Regions from separate parts of the Homo sapiens genome. Here region 2 is linked to region 1. The links are chromatin contacts, found by Hi-C or POLR2A ChIA-PET in ENCODE. All regions are on one chromosome and are shown on one strand. Each heading gives the region's core, a stretch centred on a gene start or an enhancer-like site at or near the end of the contact. The rest is flanking DNA. Distances are from core to core; before and after follow the strand shown.

Evidence for each region. A loop is a pair of places that touch in the nucleus more often than their neighbours do. ChIA-PET counts read pairs that join two places held with the same protein, here RNA polymerase II (POLR2A). Pooled maps may share reads with other maps.
Region 2: a loop to region 1 is called in a pooled map, with 2.2 times the contacts of the local background. The contact joins the enhancer-like site here to the promoter of ARHGAP29 in region 1. A Hi-C loop is called at or near these places in 15 of 168 maps with a recorded cell type or tissue (cardiac septum, endothelial cell of umbilical vein, gastrocnemius medialis and 3 more) and 13 of 50 pooled maps. POLR2A ChIA-PET finds 5 or more read pairs at or near these places in 9 of 52 experiments (BJ, H1, HCT116 and 6 more).

What each region holds. Positions count from the first base shown.
Region 1 is chr1:94,236,203-94,238,908 of GRCh38, forward strand. ARHGAP29 (Rho GTPase activating protein 29) reads right to left here and starts at 1,382. Exons shown (of 23, transcript NM_004815.4): 1 at 1,213-1,382. RefSeq lists silencers at 1,106-1,345, 1,356-1,585.
Region 2 is chr1:94,284,155-94,286,860 of GRCh38, forward strand. All of the region lies in intron 2 of ARHGAP29-AS1 (ARHGAP29 antisense RNA 1), which reads left to right. It also overlaps a transcript of ARHGAP29 not described here. Among named protein-coding and RNA genes, the nearest start is that of ARHGAP29-AS1, 38 kb to the left of the region's middle. RefSeq lists an enhancer at 431-490. Within about 2 kb of position 1,342, at least 4 of the 41 ENCODE cell types and tissues checked have a DNase peak (open chromatin) inside an H3K27ac peak, as active enhancers do; they include PC-3, PC-9 and endothelial cell of umbilical vein, where a contact is called at or near this core.

The DNA.
Region 1 (2,706 bases), core at 132-2,631:
AAACAATTTTTAAAGGAAGGCATGCAATACACATGCACTTCATTTCTGTACAGTTTGAACCTAGCACGCTTTAAAAAGAGGAAGCTGCCCAGCATCCCACCCCTCCAGAATGTCTAGCATTCCTGGCAGGCAGTACTCTCCTTTGACCAGCCAAAACTACTCTTTGCCAAAGAGCAAGTTCCTCATCCAAGAATTTAAACAAAGAGGGAAGAATGGAGCAACCAAAATGGACAGCCGACGGTGGTAACGACGGACAAAAGATAAACTATAGACAAGAGATACAGTCACAGAGACAGATGGAGAGAAGGGAAGGAGAGCTCAGCTCCTGCCATTAGCAGGTAATATCCTGCCCTCCGAAAACATTTGGGGCCAATACCCTCTGAGAAAGTTTTAAAAAGATAAACATAGAGACAAGAGGCTCGTCAGTCACGAGGGTTCCACCTTGAAACGTCCAACTCCAGCTCACCCGCCCCCCAAAAAATTTTTTTTTTTAATTAAAACTGTCAAACCCCAAAACACGTCCACAATTGAACTGGGACAAACCTCTGAGACTGAGGAAAACTCTCAACGAAACCCAAAAAACACAGACCAGGAGAAAATGCACCACGGAAATCCTAAAATATCTCAGGAATGAGAGCCCAACTGGAGTGAGGGCTGCAGTCAGGGCAGGTGGGAGCGGGAATAGAATCCAGGCAAGAACACAGACCCATAGTGATCAGGAGCACGGATTCCGGAGCAAAAGCGCCTGGGTTTAGGTCCTGACGCTGCCAACCACTAGTCTGTGTGCTTGGGCAGGTTTTTAACCTCGGTTTCCCCGTGTGAACCGAGTCGAACAATCATGGAGTGTTCTGAACATTAAAAGAGTTAAAATGTGCAAAGGCTTCAGAACAGCAGGCGGACCCGTTGTACGCGCTGTGTGCTAACTTTAATTACGATCGTCACCGTCTGCTCCCGGCCACCGCTGGCGTCCTCCCCAGCTCGTCCGCGCCTCCCTCGCCGGGCGCGCCCCTAGCCCCGGCCGGACCCTTCCCGTGGACTCCAGTCCTGGCTCGAGGACACCCGTCCCTAGCGCAGCCTGCCACCGCTTCCACTCGGGGCCGCCCCGCGGGCCTCCCGGACCCTGGACGGCAATTCGCGGGCGCTCGCGCGGGCAACCCCAGCCCGGAGCCACGACCGCCGCGGCCGGAGCAAGCGCCACCTCCTCACACTCACCACGGCGCTCCATCTCGCGTGCCGGACGCGGACGCCCGCCCCACACCTACGGCCGCCGCCACCGCCGAGGGCTGGAGCTCGCTGCCCCCATCCCCCACGGCCTGCGGACGCCCGGCCAAATCTCAGCCGCAGCCGCAGCCGCAGCCACAGCCACAGGCACCACCACCACTGCAGCCGCCACCGCCCCTGCAGCTACCGCCACGGCCGCACCGCCCGCCCGCCAGCCCCGCCCCCTGGAGCCCAGCCCATTGGCCCGCGCTCCCGGGGGCGGGGCCGGCGACCGCGGCAGGTACGGGAGGCAACTAGCTCGCGCGCAGAACGCGACCGTCAGTTGCGCGCGGCCGGACGCTGTCCCAGCATCACGGGCTGCGTCGGCTGCCCTTTTGGCTTGCAGGGGACAGGCAGAGCGACTCAGAGAAAAGTCACCTGAGGACTAGATGCGGCTAATGGCCAGATGAGCAGCTACATTTCTTATGAGACACTTCTGTGGATCGCCTTTTTCCTCCCTCTTCCAGGGGTTAGGGCCTGGGGAAGGGCGCCACACGTCTGAATGAAGAATGAACTACCTCAAAACCAGCCATCTACTCTGCCCCTCTGCCCTCTATGGAGGGTAATAGTTTCCACTTAGGCCTATCTGTATTTTTTTTTTTTTTTTTTTTTTTTTTGGAGACGGAGTCTCGCTCTGTCGCCCAGACGAGTCTAATGGCGTGATCTCGGCTCACTGCAACCTCCGCCTCCCGGGCTCAATTGATTCTCCCACCTCAGCCACCTGAGTAGCTGCGATTATAGGCACCCATTACCACGCCAAGCTAATTTTAGTATTTTTAGTAGAGGCAGGGTTTCGCTATGTTGGCCAAGCTGGTCTCGAATTCCCGACCTCCCGACCTCAGGTGATCCACCCGCCTCAGCCTCCCAAAGTACTGGGATTACAAGCATGAGCCACTGTGCCCGGTCCTTTCTTTCTTAGCTGCACTTTCAAACTCACTTCATAATGAGAAGAAAAAAAAAAGTCTGAGAAAGATGGAATAATTATAGCAAGCAGGGCTAGAAAGCACATAGTCCCTATATCACACCACTCGCTGGAACAAGCGATGGCACTTACCTCAGTGCTGGAACATTCAGAAAGAACTCATAGAGAAACAGAGGAAAAAACACAGGGAGGGAGACTGTGGGTAGCGCTGGGGTCTGCGAGAAAAATGACCACACACGGGAGAAACAGAAAAAGACACAGGAGAATGTGCTGAGGAAAACTGGAAAGAAAATGAGGTGCAGACACAGGAAAAGGGAAGAAAACCAAGGAAGGCAGAAATAAGTGAAGGCAAAAAGAGAAAATAAGGAAGAAAAATAAAAGGAGAGACTACCCACTTAACAAACAGAAAAGTAAGTGAGCATGACAGAACCAAAAGTAGGGTAGCGGGGCAAGAGAAAAACTCATTGACAAAGAAAGAGAAGAGGGACATCTTACATAGACATATCTTTGAACCCTTACAGGAA
Region 2 (2,706 bases), core at 92-2,591, 48 kb after region 1:
GAAAAAATTCAAAGGAAGGGAGAACTAATTTACTTTACTGTTAAGTGTTTAGAGAGCTTTACTTATAGTAATTTCTTATGCTGAGTATCAGAGTTTTTAAACTTTTAAATAGAATTTAAATTGAAATAGCTACAATTTCCTGACAGATTACAATGTGCCAAACACTTTACATACCTTATTTTGCATCCTTACCTCAGTCTTCATTGCAGAGATTATTGTTATAATTTTACAAATGATAAAATGGGGACTTGAACAGGTTAGATCACATAGTGTAGTAGATTATATTACTGTTCACCCTATTTGCCCCTCTTTGTGTGAATCCAGGCATGGTCATAGCACTGACTTTGGCCAATGAAATGTGAGCAGAAATGATGTGTGTTACTTCTGGACAGAAGTTTTAAGAGCCAATGCATGGTTGGCTATGCCTTCTGTCTGCTGTGAAATCAGCAATGTTCCAGATGGAGGCAACTTGGGTCCTGGAGTGAATACTGTGTGGAGTAAAGCCGCATTCAGCCCATGACAGACATAAAGCATGAAAGAGAAACAAAACTAGGATGTGGTAAGCCACTGATACTCCGAGATTGTTTGTTTCTATAACAAAATCTAGCCAATCCTGTCTAGTACACACAGTTTAAGTGACAAAACCTAAGTTTCTTTGATTTCTAAGCCTTGGGCACAGAAGAAAGATAGTGGCATAGAGTAGGCACTCCATAAACATATGTTGAAGGAAGGAATGTATGGTGGTTGCCCAGCATTGAACACAATACTTCAGATGTGATCCGATCCACATAAGAGTTATTAGGAGTACAAACACTCTTTTTACACTGAACATCTGTTAATGAAGGCTTAGAGTGCATTAGCTTTTTTGTCAACTGTACTTATTTCTTTAACAAAAAAATTATTGTCTACCTAACATGTACAAGGCACAGAGTGAGGTGTCATGGCTGATACAAAAACAAAACATAAAAATGATTGTCTTCCAGCTGTTCATAATTTCATGAGTGAGAGTCGCACATTCACAACCAGCTGTGTCACAAGGCAATGAATAGAGTTGGACAGTGTGTTTTGTTGACTGTAGATTGAGTATGGAACGAGGCAGTCATGAGTTTCAGTCATTCATTCCACAAAAACACATTGAGCATCAACAATGAGTTGAGTGCTATGTTCACTCCTGCAGATACAGGTTAAAAAAAAAAAATACAGTCCCGGTCTCAAAGGTCTCACAAGCTAGTGTGAGAGACAGATTAGTTAATAGGGAATTATAATAGAGCATGATAAGAGCTGTAATAAAGTTAAGCTCAGGAAGCTATGGATATAAGGAGGAAGAATATCAGCCTGGAAGGGTCAATGAAGGCATTCTGGAGGAAGTGAGTCATAAATTGATTCCTAAAAGATGAATGAGTGTTTGCACATGAAGAAGGAGAGGGAATGTACTGGTGTAGAGAAAAAGAAGTACATTCGCCTGTAATCCCAGCATTTTGGGAGGCCAAAGTGGGTGGATCATGAGGTCAGGAGATGGAGACCATCCTGGCCAACATGGTGAAACCCAGTCTCTACTAAAAATACAAAAATTAGCTAGGCATGGTGGCATGTGCCTGTAATCCCAGCTACTTGGGAGGCTAAGGCAGGAGAATCACTTGAACCCGGGAGGCGGAGGTTGCAGTGAGCCAAGATTGCGCCACTATACTCCAGCCTGATGACAGAGCAAGACTCTGTCTCAAAAAAAAAAAAAAAAAGAAAAAAAAAAAGAACTACATTCAAGCCCCAGTGAGCAGTTGGTGGAAAGGCAAGCACACAGAGACAAAATATTTTGAAAGAACATGACTTGTTCTAGGAGACAGCAAGTAATACACTGTCTTAGTCAGCGTGGGCTTCCCTAATAAAATATTATGTACTGAGTAGCTTAGAACAGAAATTTACTTCTTCACAGTTATGAGGGCTGGAAGTCTTACATTAGAGTGCCAGCATGGTCAGGGTCTGTTGAGGGTTCTCTTCCTGGCTTGCAGATGGCTGCCTTCTTGCTGTGTCCTCACATGGCAGAGAAAGATTTCTTCCTCTTTTTATAAGGCCACCAACACTATCAGCCCCACTCTTATTACCTCATTTAACTATAATTATGGCCTAAAAATACAGTCACATTAGGGGTTTAGGGCTTCAACATATGAATTTGGGAAAGGCAAAAATATTCAACCCATAACATATACTATGGATTGAAAATAAGAAAAAATTTAGTCTGAGCATGGTGGCTCATGCCTATAATCCCAGCATTTTGGGAGGCCAAGGCAGGAGGATCACTTGAGACCAGGAGTTCAAGACCAGCCTGGGCAACATGGTAAAACCCTATCTCTACAAAAAATACAAAAATTAGCCAGGCGTGGTGATGCACAACTGTAGTCCCAGCTACTCGAGAGGCTGAAGTGGGAGGATCACCTGAGACTGGAAGGTTGAAGCTGCAGTGAGTTGAGATTATGGCACTGCACTCCAGCCTGGGTGACAGAGTGAGACCCTGTCTCAAAAATAAATAAATTTTAAAAGTGAGGTCAGAAGAAACAGAGAGGATGAATAGATTTCAGAAAAATTAAGAAGGAAATAGAATAAACAAGGTCTTTGGTGATCAAATGACTTGGTATGTTAGAAGTCAAAGATGATCTCAGAAAGTTGGGTACCAGTGACTGGGAAAGTGGAATATGGTATGGTAAATGTGGA